2 separate regions of the Homo sapiens genome follow, and region 2 is linked to region 1. A link is an interaction called in ENCODE POLR2A ChIA-PET data of the cell type or tissue named here. Cell type or tissue: PC-9. All regions are shown on one strand.

Evidence for each region. ChIA-PET counts read pairs that join two places held together with the same protein. Peaks named below come from ENCODE experiments on the same cell type or tissue, not always from the same donor. Only the 100,000 strongest peaks of a DNase experiment are listed, where the experiment ranks them.
Region 2: POLR2A ChIA-PET joins it to region 1 with 5 read pairs; 3 of 35 experiments call an interaction of 5 or more read pairs at or near these places.

The regions. Positions count from the first base shown.
Region 1 is chr14:64,996,162-65,004,161 of GRCh38, forward strand. All of the region lies in intron 3 of CHURC1-FNTB (CHURC1-FNTB readthrough), which reads left to right. All of the region lies in intron 1 of FNTB (farnesyltransferase, CAAX box, subunit beta), which reads left to right. Among named protein-coding and RNA genes, the nearest start is that of FNTB, 13 kb to the left of the region's middle. In PC-9, no CTCF peak of the experiment used is centred here; DNase peaks (open chromatin) are centred at 1,440 and 2,650; H3K4me3 peaks cover 2,418 bases; H3K27ac peaks cover 5,886 bases.
Region 2 is chr14:64,860,987-64,868,986 of GRCh38, forward strand. The region is part of intron 1 of SPTB (spectrin beta, erythrocytic); the gene reads right to left. Among named protein-coding and RNA genes, the nearest start is that of SPTB, 15 kb to the right of the region's middle. In PC-9, no CTCF peak of the experiment used is centred here; no DNase peak of the experiment used is centred here; H3K27me3 peaks cover 3,837 bases.

The DNA of each region.
Region 1 (8,000 bases):
AAGCCTGGGCTGGGCACCGTGGCTCATGCCCGTGATCCCAGCACTTTGGGAGGCTGAGGCAGGAGGACTGCTTGAAGCCAGGAATTTGAGACCAGCCTGTGCAACATGGTGAGGCCCATCTCTATTATAAGAAAGAAAGAAAGACAGAGAGGGGAGAGAAAGTAAGAAAGAAAAGAAAAGAAACATCTAGCCTGTGCCCTGTCAGGAGCAGGGGTAAACTCAACTCTTGGGTTCCCTTTTTGCCATATCGTGAGTGATCAGTTGCCTCATGATTAGAGAAGGTGAGAGAGGTACTGTTAGGCTTAACATTTGTTAGGTTATACATTAAATAATGGGAGAGCTGGCCTTGGAACCTAACAGTTAGGTATAACATTGTGTTGATGGGAAAACAAATAAGGTCTAAAAACCAATGAACTTTGAGAACACAGCTTCTGCGTATGTTGTGGCCTGCCTATCTAAGTAGGTGTAGGGGATGAGGTATCACAAAACTAAGCACTTTGAAATCCTTTTCCTTTATTTTTCTAAGAAATTTATGGTTAACAAAAGTATAATAATGTAATTAAGAGCCATTTTTCTATAACTGAGAATTAACATTTGCTAACATCTTTTTTTTTTTTTTTTTTTTTGCTTCTGGTTATTTGTTTAAAGGAAAAGCAATTAGAAATATAGCCAAAGCCTCCTTTAACCCTATCCCCAGTTCAGTGTGCCTGCCACCCTTCCCAGAAGCAGCCCTTATCATAAGTTGTGTGTGCATCCTTCCACTTCACTTTTAATCCTTTTATGCATTCATAAACAACTGGATTTGTGTTTTTAAAAATTCACATAAATTGTCACACTGTCATTTTGCCTTTTTTCATTTCACAGTAAAAAAAAAAATAGAAACAGAGTCTTGCTTGATCAGTTGGAGTCTTGTCAGATTTCTCTGATGGTCGTAATTTTGGAAAGACAATCTCCCTTTAGAATTGTGAGAGGGTCCTGAATTCTGCTAAGATGTAGGTGTAAAGGATAACCAGCGATTATTCCGGAGGTCACAAGATTTAGAGCTTTCTCAATTACTCCTGTAGATAACATCCCAATTGCAGAACCTAAGATTGGCTGTTTGAGATGTCTTTTCAGATTTTTGCATTTCTGACTGGCTGACTCCACACAGACAGGTCCTGTGGCCCCACCCACAGGCTGACTCAGTGCCGGAGGACCATCTTCCTTCCACATCCCTATGATTTCATCCCCAACCAGTCAACATTCCCATTCCCTAACCCCCTGCCCACCAAACTATCCTTGAAAAACCTCCAAACCTTTGGGAAAATTGATTTGAGTAATAACTCTGTCTCCAGTGTGGTGTTGCCAGCTGCATGTCAGTTAAAGTCATTCTTTATTGCAAGGCTGTGGTCTTAGTGAATTGATTGTGTCTGTGCAGCAAGCTGGAAGAACCCGTTGGGCGGTTACAAAATGAGTAAATCTCAAAGAGGTGGCATAGACTTCAGGTTTAACTACAGTGTTCAACTGAAACAAAGAAGGATGTTGGGGAGGCCCGGAATGGGGAGGTGACCGGGAAAAGCACAGTAAACAAGGATAAGGTTTGTTATGCAGGTTTAGGCAGGTGCCTTCTCCATTGGTAAGAGTTCCTAGTGGCTTAGAGTCATCCTTGTCTCCCTGGTACAGAAAGAGAGGCAAATGGAGATTTCCTTTTATAGATGTAATTTTCCCTTACAAATGAGGTAACTTCTACTCTGTTTTCAGAGCTTTTCCTTTGTCTGCTGTTTCTCAAAATAATCAGCTCAAAGTAATCCTTATGCCAAAGAAGCCTATCGTGGGAAGACATATTCTGGTCTCCTACAGTCATGTTTTGAGGTGGCATATTCTGGTCTCCTGCACATTCAAAATGTTAGGTTATTTAGAGAATTTTTGTTTGTTAAACATTTAAAAGGTTTGTTATCTTTGTTTATCCTTTACTAGTTGAGAAGAAAAGTACGTTACTGTTTTTAAATTATGAATGAAGAAAGTACTATTTGAGGTAAAACTTTGCGCATCAACCTCTGAGCTGAAATTTAGTGACTATTGCCACTACTAAAAATCTTGTTTTATCAAACCTTCAACCTAAATTAACAGACAGAGGCTCTCTAAAAGAACATGACACTTATTTGGGAATAGTGTATTGCAGTGGGAATCTTTGTGCCACAGTAAACTATGTGCATATTCAAGGAGGTAAAGGAAGACAAAGGTTTTTCAAGGAATAATGAGGATTATATAATTCTTTTAAGATAATTATTATTGGCTACAAGGATCAGTAACAAGTGTGACCAGTCTGAGATTGGACAGGCAATTGCTGGACAGATGTCCTTGTGGAGATATTTTTTGTGTAAGGTTGTGATGACCTTTGTGCAGGATTGTGGTTTTTGCAGAGTCATTTGGGATAGTTTTTGTTAATCAGGCATTGATGCATGAGAACCCTCTCTTCATAGCTGTCCCTGGCTTTATTTGTCAGGATTTTTAAACACAAGTGACTCCATTTTGATTTTGACAGTGTTCACAAATGTTAGCATTGCATCAGAATCCACTGGAGGACTTGTTAAAAGAAGTTGGGTGGACCCCACCAGCTAAGTGAATCTATAGGTCTATACTGAGAATACCTGAGAATTTACATTTCAAACAAGTTTAGCTTAGTTTCTGGAGAACCTGTTTCTTGAGTAAGAGGAATGGTTTCTATGACTCATAGCAGCATTATTCATAATAGCCAAAAAATGGAAACAGCCAAATTGTCCACCAGCTGATAAACTGCTAAACGAAATGTGATAGATCTACACAGTGGAATATTATTTGGTGAAATAATATGAATAAAAAGAAAAGGAGTACTGGTACATGCTACAGCATAGATGAGCTTTGAAAACATTATGTTTGTGAAAGAAGCCAGCCACAAAAGACCACAGCTTTTATGATTCCATTTATATACAATTCCAAACAGGTAAATTTATAGAGATAGAAAGTAAATTAGTGGACCAGGCATGGTGGCTCATGCCTGTAATCCCAGCACTTTGGGAGGCCAAGGCTTATGGATCACTTGAGGTCAGGAGTTTGAGACTAACCTGGCCAGCATGGCGAAACCCATCTCTACTAAAAATACAAAAAATTAGCCAGGCATGGTGGTGGGTGCCTGTAATCCCAGCTACTTAGCAGGCTGAGGCAGGAGAATCGTTTGAACCTGGGAGGCAGAGGTTGCAATGAGCCAAGATCGCAGCACTGCACTCAAGCCTGGGCAACAGAGTGAGACTCCATCTCAAAAACAAAGAAAGTAAATTAGTGGTTAGCAGTGGGGAGAATGATAAACTGGATTTGATGCTTAAGAGGTGGGGGGTTACTTTTCAGGGGAGTGAAATGTTCTAAAATTGATTGTGATGGATGCACAAATCTATGAATATGCTAGAAGTCATTGATTTGTGCAGTTTAAATGAGTGAGTTGAATGGTATATGAATTATATCTCAATAAAGCTGTTAAAAAAATACACCAGTTCTTAGTTCTCCATGGGACCTGTTAAGAAAAAAAAGAGAAATATACCAGAATATACTAGTTCTTAAAAGAAAATTATTCATTGTTATGAACAGCTGACCTGTAATACACAGATAGTCATCAGAATTCATAACTTGACTTTTCAGATATGAGTTAGTTACTAACTGCATTGGAAAATCACTTGTTCATTCTGAAGAAATGATTAGGAACTCCAAAGAGAAGGACACTATGTTGGGAAAATTTTAAGCATTTTCCACCTTGTGGTATGACATATTTCCATGTTTTTGTCAGGTGTCTTAGCTTAGAAATAAACCTCCATTTTTCTTGCGTTGTACTTGGCTGCTTTCCCGCAAGAAAGCTGAAGATGGGACTTCTGATTAAGGAGTTCCTGGCTGGGAGCTTTCCTTCCTAGACATCTAAGTGCCAGAATGCCAAGGGGAAGATGGGTTCATGCATTAGCCTTTGAATATTATTAAGTCGTATGGATTTGAATAGGCTTGTACTGGGGTAAAGGAAGTGAATTTTCTTCCCACTTGATTTTGTGTCATTCAGAATTCATTAACTCACTTAGATAAAACAGTACAGTTGGTCTTCCATATCCGTGGGTTCTGCATCTGTGGATTCAGCCAACCACAGATCAAAAATATTTGGAAAAAAGATTGTGTCTGTACTGAATAAGTACAGACTTATTTTCTTGTTATTATGTCAATCTAAAAGGAAGAAGCTCAGGCAAAGTTAATGTAAGTAGAGAGTTTATTTGGGCCAAGCTTGAAGATTGCAACCCAAGAGCATAGATTCAAGTTGCCCTGAATATACACTCTAATTAGCAGCAGTTACAAGTAGGTTTTTAAAGGACAAGAATAGTTACCCAGGGCCAGGTGAGGTGGCTCACGCCCGTAATCCCAGCACTTTGGGAGGCTGAGACCGGCAGATCACGAGGTCAGGAGATCGAGACCATCCTGGCTAACATGGTGAAACCCCTTCTCTACTAAAAATAGAAAAAATTAGCTGGGAGTGGTGGCACACTCCTGTAGTCCCAGCTACTCGGGAGGCTGAGGCAGAAGAATCACTTGAACCCAGGAGGTGGAGGTTGCAGTGAGCTGAGATCGCACCACTGCCCTCCAGCCTGGCAGAGCCAGACTCCGTCTCAAAAAAAAAAAAAAAAAAAAAAAAAAGAATAGTTACCCAAAAAGCTGGCTGAAAGAAAAGCAAAAGAAAAGAAGAGGCGATTCCTAAATTGTTTACCAAGACTCTACACTAAAATTACATAAGGTATACATTATTCTTTGTATCACAAATTCCAGGAACATGAAGATAATGGATGAGGCAGCTAGGGAGGAATGAAATGCCTTTAAACAACTGCCCCCGGACATGGGTGTTGGGAGCATAAATGAAGTCCTATACTTGGTCTCTCTGGGCCTGATAAATTTTGCATACCTCACATAACTCAGACTGCTCTGAGCTATTTTTCTTTTCTCGATTGCAGTTACATTGTACTAGGAGGTATTATAAGTAATCTAGAGATGATTTAAAATACAGGCGTGCACTATATAACAATCAACAGACTACATATACCACAGTGGTCTGGAAAGATTATAGTACTGTATTTTCACTCTACCTTTTCTGTGTTTAGATACTTTTAGATATACAAAGGCTTACTATTGTGTTACATTTGCCTACAGTATTCAGTACAGTAATATGCTGTACAGGTCTGTGGCCCAGGAGCAGTAGGCCACACTATACAGCCTATGCGTGTGGTAGGCTATACCACCCAGGTTGGTGTGAGTATACTCTGATGTTCCCACCATGATGAAATCACCTAAGAAGGCGTCTCTCAGAATGTATCCCTGTAGTTAAGCTACTCGTGATTATATGGGAGGGTTGTATAGGTTTTGTGTAAATACTCCAGCATTTTATATCAAGGACTTGAGCATCCACAGATTTTGATATCCTGGGAGATCCTGGAACCAATCCCGCATGGATACTGAGGGATGATGGTATATCATAGGCAAATCTTTATTTAATGATCTTACCAATTTCTTATATATTTTTCTATCCCATTCAGCTTATACGCATGACTGAGAAATGCAGTCTGTGTTTCATTTAGGCTGGTGCTTTATTTTAGCTGCATGAGTGTCAGGAATGGAAAAAGAATTATGATTCTGGGACAACTTTCTTATTCCTCCCAAGTCGGATTCTCATGGTGACGTCAGTCTGTTTTTTGAAGTATTATAACCTTTTAAACAGATCATCCTTCAAATTCATGTTCAAAAGCAAATATCAAAGCGTATTCTAAAACCAGATGTAAATTAATTTTAGATTGGCTGCCATCGTAGATGATTCATATCACTGCTCCCCTCATCATCACAGATAATTCTTTCATGCTTCTCAAAGGGACTAGGAGCTCTACCTCAATGGGTATTTCGGAAATAAATGACTCAATTTTGAAGTTTCCCAGGGAGATTTTTATGTATCTTGAAATCTCAAAAAAAAACATGTCTCACTACAAAGATTAGGAATGCCAAGGAAGGTGAACGCCAATCCTGTTAACCAGACGCTCCCTCATTACTATACCTTGTATACAGGAGCTCTCCCATGAGACCACATTGTGTCCACAACCATTGCCTGATGCACTCAGCAAGTCAATACACCAAGGGGTTGGCTGGGCGTGGTGGCTCACGCCTGTAATCCCAGCACTTTGGGAGGCCGAGGCAGGTAGATCACCTGAGGTCAGGAGTTCGAGACCAGCCTGGCCAACATGGTGAAACCTCATCTCTACTAAAACTACAAAAATTAGCTGGGCGGGGTGGTGGGCACCTGTAATCCTAGCTACTTGGGAGGCTGAGGCAGGAGAATCACTTGAACCCAGGAGGTGGAGGTTGCGGTGAGCCGAGATCATGCCACTACACTCCAGCCTGGATGACAGAGACTCCGTCTCAAAAAAATAATAATAATAAAATAAAAAAAAAGAAAGACCGGGGTTGCAGCAGAGAAGGAGGTTTAGTCATAGGGTCACCTGATGAGGAGATGGGAAGAATCCTCAAATCCCTCCTTGAGGAATTTGGGGTTAGGGCTTTTAAGGGTTTTGGAGTGGGCTGAAGTGCGGAGTGAGGAGTTTGTTGATTGATTGAAAAGTGTAGGGTGAAGTCATTGACAGGGAGATAAGGAAGCTGTATTCTCAGGCAGATCCTGTTCCTTTGTGGGGGTTTTCAAACTGATTGCTGGACTTCAAAGTCTGAAAAACATCTTAGATGATCCTTAAACAAAAGTCTTATGATTCTAATGTCAGAGATCCTGGCTCTGTAGGAATGATGGGATACAAATGGTCAGACGTTTAGCAACCAGGAAGTGGGCTGAAGTGCAGCCTGATTCATGCTTAATTATAACTGTATTTCTGTCCAGAACCCAGCACGCAATTTTTGTCAACCATGTGGGGCGGTTTTAGCATTATGGTGTGGTCTTCAGAAGAGAAAGATCTGATTTCTTTTGTGACCTGACTTTCTGAGATCCTTCATTTTATGGGACTGTGGAGTCCTGTGTGTGACGTAGGACCAGAATTTGCTATTTGTTTTGGTGTTTCAACAATTGATGTTGTTATAAATCTCCCAGATGATTTTAATATTTTAACTGTTCAGTTTTACAATAAGAAGCATGACTGTAGGCAGAAACTAATTATGTATTTGAGAGTGGTGAGTTAATGAACATCCAAACAACTTCATAGAGCAGGAAGAATACATATTTCAAGTGGAGGGGAGAAAAAAAATCATTTTCCCTCTACCCTTCTAATTTCTGGGTTGGAACCACTATAACAAACCAACAGGGTAACAAAAGAAAAACAAGCAGAAGTTTGTTAACATGTATGCTTCATGTATACATAGGAGATACCCAGGGGAAAATGAGTAATTCTGAAAGAGGTGATCTAGAACTCCAGCTTCTAAAGCATTTTCAACTAAAAACAGAGAAGATTGTGGGCGAAGCCAGTTATGGGGAGGTGAACAGGACAAGTATGGTAAATAAGAGTAATGTTTGTTATGCAGATTTCAGTAGGTGCCTTCTCCATTGATAATAGTTTCCTCTGATTTAGTCATCCTTCTCTTTTGGTACGGAGAGGGAAACACTCTCACAAGTGGAGATTTCCTTTATAGATGTCAATTTCCCTCAAAAACTGGTATACTCTGTTTTCAGAGTTTCTCCTGTAGCTGCAGTTTCTCAAAATAATCCTTATGCTGTTGAGGCATATTTTGGGGTGGCATATGCTCTCCCACACAAGCAAGAGACATCTGTCTTCATCTGCTCCCAGAGTAACTGGTGCCAGGGAACCAAACACCAAAACTGCCATTAGTTTGGATATTATGGATTTGGTTTCTGGAAAAGTCCATTGTGATGCCAGCATGGTACAGGGGATTCCCTCTCGCCTTGTCCTAAGCCTGTCATCCTGCAGAACCCATCTTACAGTACTGTGAAGTTCCAGACCATACCAACCAACCCTCGCCAA
Region 2 (8,000 bases), 140 kb before region 1:
GGTACATATACACCATGGAATACTATGCTGCTATAAAAAGGAATGAGATCATGTCTTTTGCAGGGACTTGGATGAAGCTGGAAGCCATTATCCTCAGCAAACTAACACAGGAGCAAAAAACCAAACACCGCATGTTCTCACTCATAAGTAGGAATTGAACATTGAGAACGCATGGACACAGAGAGGGGAACAACACACACCAGGGCCTATCGGGGGTTGGGGGTGAGGGGAGGGAACTTAGAGGACAGGTCAATAGGTGCAGCAAACCACCATGGCACATGTATACCTATGTAACAAACCTGCACGTTCTGTGCATGTATCCCATTTTTTTTAGAAGAAGAAATAAAGGAGAAAATAAAAGTGTCCCTGCCCTTGACAGCATACACTCAAGCCTCATATAAGTGGGGAATGCCACAGGGCCACCTATCATGGTTCTTTGTATGTGACAGGGCTCGGCAAGTGTTCTCGAAATGATACTGTGCATCTACAGCAGGGCACACACGTGGCTGCACTGACCGGCTCCCCCACCCACTTGATGCTTTCCAGCCTCCCAGAGATTTCCAGCATCTACCAACCCTTTCTCCATCCCTAGCTACCTCAGCATCCCCACTTTCTTTCCAAGGAATCTCCATCCTCTTGGCCTAAAAATCATGTTATTCACTGCACAAAACTTCCCTTGACCTCTCTCTCAAACCATCAAGTTCTCAGAAAAGCAATCTGCATTCATTGTCTTCTGCTCCTCGCCACGGCTTTCCTCTGTAGTTCCTGATCATCGAGTTTCATGCCTCCACGAAAATTGCTTTCTTGAGGGTCACTTGAGCCTCTTCCAAGGCTAACAGCCTTCACGTACTCCTTTCCGACGTTAGACACGATTAACCATCCTTTTCTCAAAGCTGAATTTCCACGGCCTTGGATTCTCCTGGCTCTTCATCCTCATTGTGCTGTGATATCACAATCACATTTACTAGATTCTCTTCCTACACCCACCCCTTCAATGTTGGCATTACCCAAAGTTAAGGCCTCTCTTCTCTCATGTGATCCTTTCCCCTTTCTGTGCTGAGAGCTGTCAAATCGACACCCCCAGCCCAGCCCCTCCTGGGCTCAACTTGCTACAGCAGCTCCACAGAACACGCTGCAGCTGCTTCCCACTTAACACAGTTAACACTGAATTCTTTCTTTGTACCTCCTCCCTACTCCCAGGGTGCCTCTTTCTTTTAAGACTTTAATCTCAGTAAATTAGCAACAGCAACCTCCTAGATACCTGAGCTAGAAAACTCCAGCCACTCTCAGCGGCTCTCTCCCTCCCCTCAAGTGCCAGTGGGCACCACACACCTACAAGTTTTTTAAGAACCTGCAAAAATGCTTTAAGACTTGAAAAATACTATAAATACAAAATTAAGATCATATAATCAAAATTAAGAATAATTCTAAAATGCTTTCAAATATTTCCGAGAACAAAAATGTTTTATTAGCCTGGGTAACGCAGTGAGACCCCATCTCTGTAAAAACATTTTTGTTCTTGGAAATATTTGAAAGGATTTTAGAATTATTCTTAATTTTGATTATATGATCTTAATTTTGTGTCCACTGGCACTTAAGGTGGTGGCCTGGGCGCGGTGCCTCACAACTGTAATCCCAGCACTTTGGGAGGCCGAGGTGGGCAGATAACCTGAGGTCAGGAGTTCAAGACCAGCCTGGCCAACATGGTGAAACCCCGTCTCTACTAAAAATACGAAAAATTAGCTGGGCGTGGTGTTGGGCGCCTGTAATCCCAGCTACTAGAGAGGCTGAGGCAGGAGAATCACCTGAATGCAGGAGGCGGAGGTTGCAGTGAGACTCTGTCACAAAACAAACAAAAAGCTAAAACAAATAAACAACAATAACAACAAAAAAAAACCACACCCCATGATATTTAATATGGGATATTGGCAAATTTGAATATCTTTGGTCCTTTATGTGGTAGGGCCTGAAAATACTGACGCTGGATCCTACCTCACATAGAAAGTACAGATACCAGATACTCTGACTTCTCAGAAGCTCTTGAATTCACCACCTCCCTTCCATTCCTACTGCCCTGGTTTAGACCCTCTTGAGTCCTTTGTTATATTTCTGCAGGGTGTCCTAAAACATAGCTGGTTGTATGTCACTCCCCTGTTAGAAAGTTTTGATGGTGCCCCAAGATCTGGGTCCCTGGTCAAAACCAATCTTGGCTTCCTGTAGACCAGGGGTGTCCAATCTTTTGGCTTTCCTGGGCTGGACTGGAATAATTGTCTTGGGCTACACATAAAATACACTAACACTAATGATAGCTGATGAGCGAAAAAAAAAATTGCAAAAGATTCTCATAACGTTTTTTAAAAGTTTATGAATTTATGTTGGGCCACATTCAAAGTTGCCCTGGGCCACATGCAGCCCACAGGCCATGGGTTAAACAAGCTTGTGTAGACCCTGGAGCATTCTGCAGCCAGCCCCACAATGGCACCTACCTGGCTCCACTTTGTGTCATGCTACAAACCTCTCAAGAGCAGAGAACTGTGCCTTAGCCAATGACCTCTTTGTTTTCCACGCAGCCTAGCATATAACAGGCAATAACATGTCCTGAGGAGCAGCTGCTTCTTGTCCCCACCTCCCTGCATCATTTCTGTCTCTGCTCCACCGCTACTTGGTCCTCCATGTCATTGCTGTGCACATAGTAGATTCTAGGTCTTAACTAGCCAAACTTGAAAGCCATTAAAAAATGCTTGGTTTCAATTCACCATAACCATTCTCCCTAGTGTCCTAGATTTCAGACAGTGAGAATAGCATCGGCTTTTGGGTCAAGTAGATCTGGCTATAAATCTGAAGTCAGGCACTTAATTGACTGTGTGAATCAAAGCAAACTTCGCTTGACTAGCCTTAGCCTCCTCATCAGTAAAATGGCAATTACAATATCACACTGAATGGACTATTGTGAGAATTAAATGAGTGAAGGTATTTGAAGCCCTAGCATGGCAGCTGGCATATGACAGGGGCCCATAAGTACATAGCATCAGCAAATAGAAGCAGAGTCTCAGATTTCTCATATTATTACTTTGGCATCATGAATTCAGGACTCAAATTCCATGGTGCTGCTTATAATTCTGAAACTCATCATGAAGAGATAGAAGGAGCATAAGATATTACACAGCTGATAAGAATGAAATAGGTCAGGCCAGGCATGGTAGCTCATGCCTGTAATCCCAACACTTTGGGAGGCCAAGGTGGGAGGATCACTTGAGCCCAGGAGTTCAAGACAAGCCTGGGCAACATAATGAGACTTCATCTCTTAAAAAAAAAGGCCAGGTGTGGTGGTGCATGCCTGTAGTCCTAGCTACATAAGAGGCTGAGGCAGAAAAATCACTTGAGCCCAGGAGTTCAGGGATGCAGTGAGCTATGATTGCATCACTGTGCTTCAGCCTGGGCAACAGAGCAAGACCCCATCTCAAAAACAGAAAAATGAAAGAGGTAAACCTCTATGTCCTAATATGGAAAGACGTCCAAGGTGTTTCATCATTAAGCCAAAAGGACAAGTTACAATGTAGTATGAAAAAATAAATGACCACAGCATACACATAGATACATATATATACCTACACAAACACATATCTGTATCTATGTGTATATGTCTACATGTGCCTGGAAAATCTCTAGAGAATAGACAAGAAATTGTTAATAGTTGTTACCTGTGCCTCTTCGCAGTAATAAGTCTAGGAGTGCCATTTATACTCTTTGGTACTGTCTGAATTATTTTTACCCTGGGTAAAAATAACATGTTCGTGTTATAATTTCTAAAAACTGGTTTTTAAAAAGTTATAGAAGATGAAGAAGGAGAGGGAAGGAGAGATACAGGCAGGAAAGAAGGTCTGGACCATGGATCAGGAGACCAGGGTTTCACTCAAGAGTCCTGCACTGACTATGCAAGCTCATGCCAATAACTCCCCTCTGGATCTCCTTTATTGGTAAAATAAGGGAGCTGAACAAGATGCTCTTCAGGGACAATTTCCATTAGATAATGTTTGCAAGATGCTTGGAGTAGATTTTATCTATATAACATCTCTCTTTGATGAGTCTTGATGCTTTAAGCATCAGGTCTTAGAGAAAGGACAATGTATACACGATTTCATTTTGACCCCCTTCACATTTCAGTGAGAAAGCATTCCCACCGTCTTACAGACAGAGAAACCAAGTATAGACTGTAATGATCACTTGCCAACAAAATACACTGCTCACCAGACTCTGCTGCTCACAAAGAATTACGACTGCCAGGAGTTTTATAGCTCCCAATTCATTCTGTGCCTCTTCTGCAGAGGAGGCACACAGCTTATGCAAAACAAGCAGAAGGCACTCTACGCTGGTAGAAGCAGGGTGAGATGTAAAGTGACTTCCTCTGGGTCAGAGCATAAACAAAGCTCACTCCCAGCATATTTAGAAGTATTGAACCCTTGGGATCAACTCCGCATCCCTCCCCCACCTGGACTGAAAGCTTCACCTTGAAGATGCGTTTCACTGCAGTCATTTTCTGAGCGTTTTCTGGGTCAGATGCGGTGAGAGCAGCTAAACCAAGGCTGCCATTGGAGTTGCTACATTGAGGACACTGTACTGAGTACCAACTCTACCATGCACCCACTGGGCTCACCAGCGACCATGGTAAGAAGGGCCTGGCTAGCCTAGATCCATGGAGTGCTCTTTCAGTCTCCTGGGCAAAGTGACTTCGCACAGCTTTGAAACACAAATGACCCAGTTTGCCCTCACGGGTATAGGTCTCTGCCTTGCAGAGGATACTGGCTTCCTCTCCCAGAGCAGCTGCTTTGATTCTACCATCTTACTTCACTCCCCGTACCTGCAAACACCTTCATTCCTCCCATCACTTCACACCGTAAAGAACCCTCCTGCGTCAAGTTTAGGTTGAACATTTGGGCATCAAGATTTCCCAACAGTTCCAGAAAGCGGTTACAGAATGTAAACACCCACCTTGCAGAGAAAGGCAGAGCCTGCTCTACTGACTCTATAAGCAGCAACCTGGATTTTAAATGAGAAAAACAGAGACCATGGTGTGGCTAAAATACCACAAAGTAAAACATCTATGAAATGAATAAGACTGTTCACTCAAAGAGCATGCAGTGAGGCCACTAACTAGTAGTCAGCCTACTGGTGACCTTCACTATGGCACCTAGTAATCCTCGAGATGGGGTGATGATCACTAGCATTCATGACATTCCAGAGCTTCTAGAAGCTGCTAGTTGTTTATCCTACCCTCACTGTCAGCTCTCCATCGAGTTTGCTGACTGTTGTCTGCTTATCGCTGGCCTCAGGACACCCGTAAGAGCTCAATGGGGTCTTCAGTTGTCTTGGCCAAGCCCGTTCCTCTGTCTCGCTGCCCTCAGGTCCCTCTCACAAGGCCTAACTTTGTCCCCTGCCCTTCTTTATCCCAGGCACATCTTGCCAAGGCCTTTGAGGGCCTTCCGCTTATCAGTTCATCTCAGACCCCACCACATACTCAGAGGCCTCGTAGCTCCACTCACCGCCTCTGGAAGTTAAATACCAGCTCCTATCAGTCACTGGGTGCAGGACGAGGCAGGAGAAGAGAGCGGCTGGATTGCAGTGGGAGTGCATCCATGACAGAGAGTTTTGTTGAAAGGAACAAAACATGCTCAGAGGCCTGAGCAAGCAGAATTCGGGTGAGTCCAGCCGTTGGTGAGGCTCACTTTTTGTCCGGGTAAGGCAGAAATGAGGGCAGAACAAGCCAACCAAAAAATACTGTAATATATTACAAGGTAGTTCCTACTTTGACATGCCTTAAGGACAAACAATAAACAGATTAACTGTACCCAGAAAAATAAAACCTCTATACAGGAATTTTCAGTCTTTTTTTTCTGAAGTGCTTTTCTTAACTCTTTATTGTTATGAAACAAATCTTGTGTCCGTGGATCTGAAACGCCCACTCAAAGAGCCTTTCATAGCTGCATTCTGAGGGTCAGCTTCAAACATTCACTGAAAAATGAGGTGGGAGTGACTGTATTCTGGATGAATAAATTTTTCTAGCAATAGACATATCTGACGATGTAAGTTAAAATCAGCCGTTACTTGTTCCTCCGATAAATGGGAAACGGTGGAGAATATAGAGGTGGAAGACAGCCTCCACTCAAGTCTAAAGCAATCCTCTTCCCTCCTCACCTCCGTCCCATCCATAGTGTCTTCCATTAGCCCCTCTTCATAATCTTCTATAGGTCATTAATTTCTGGATTATTTACAGTGCCTAATATTCTTGAAACCTCCCTCTATCACCCAATTCAACTTGTTTCTTGAGCACTGCACATAAGCCAGGCCCTGAGTTGGGCACGAGTGTCCCCAAGGACATCAGACACTGTCTCTTCCTCAAGGAACTCATAATCTAGAGGTGAGTCAGGTCTGTCCATGACCAGCCAGGCTACAGCGTGGACAGCAAAAGAGGAAGGAATGTGTGTCTTCTGGGGTCACAGAAGAGGGAAAGAAGTTTCAGGAGAGCTTCAAATAGGGGTTATAGCTGATGGGGGTCTTAAGGCATATATGTGTAAGAGTTCATGGCTGTGCTGGGTGCGGAGGCTTATGCCTGTAATCCCAGCACTTTGGGAGACCGAGGCGGGCACATCACCTGAGGTCAGGAGTTCGAGACCAGCCTGGCCAACATGGCGAAACCCCGTCTCTACTAAAAATACAAAAATTACCCGGGCATGGTGGCGGGCACCTGTAATCCCAGCCACTCGGGAGGCTGAGGCAGGAGAATCACTTGAACCCGGAAGGTGGAGGCTGTAGTGAGCCGAGATCATGCCACTGTACTCCAGCCCTCTGGCCTGGGCAACAGGGTGACTCTGTCTCAAAAAAAAAAAAAAAAAAAAAAAAAAAGAGTTCATGGCTGAGGAAAGAGAAGAAAGATTCTAGGCATAGAAAAAGTGGCAGCAAAGTCATGGAGGCAGGAAAATGAGCCTGAAGTTGAGCAAGTCCCAAGCATCCAAGGCAAGATAATGGAGAAGGAATAAAGCTAGGAAGAGAGGTCGGAACAGATTGTGGAGGCCCGTGCCTGCCCCTTTACACTTCATTTTGGGGCAATGGGGAACCATTGAGGGTTTTAAAGCAGTAGAATGACTCAGTCAGACTTAGGTTTTTAAAAATAATTCTGAGGTCAGGGTGTGGGATGGGTTAGAAAGGTAGAGACTGAAGGCCTAAAGGCCAATTATTATTCAAACATAAGAATAGTGACAGTGGAAATTAAAAGAAAGAAACTAATTTGAAAATTTTAGAGGAAAAACAAGCAGCCAAGTAGATGTGGAAGTATGGGGGGGAAAAGAAAGACCAAAAATGGTGTGAGATTCTTACTTGGGGGGATGGTGACAACATGAACCTAGCTATAAAAAAAAACAAGGCAGAAAAGCAGATTTGGAGTGAAGAAGGGAGGCAAGAAGTCCCAGGATGACATGGTGAGCTTGAGACATCTCTACAGAAGCAAATAAGGACAGCAGCAGACTGCTGTGAAGCTGATCTGGGACTGAGGAGGAGGTCAGACTAGAGATAAAGATTCAGACCTATTGGCAATCCCAACAAGTAAAAGCTGGCAGAGAGGAAGGAACAGCAGCAAATGCAGCAGCAGTGGTAAACAAGCTAGGAGGGAAAAAAGGAGGGCCCAGGTCACAGAAGCCCAGAGAGGGCAGAGGTTCAATGGGAGACTGGTCAAATGTTGTGGAGAAGTTGGAAACCTCGGGTATGGAAGGAGGCTATTGCATTTGACAATAATTCCGACCTTTTCTAAAGCGGTTTTGGTACAGCTGCCTTATGAGAGTGGGTATATTGTGCAGTACTAATTAGCATCTCCATCCTTAGATGTCAAATAACTACATTGGAAGTAGGATTCAGAACATTAATTATTTATTAAAAGCTAATAAGGGGATTCAAGTCTATTAGGTTTAGTCATTGCAAATATAAAGCAATATATAAAGGTATGCAACTAA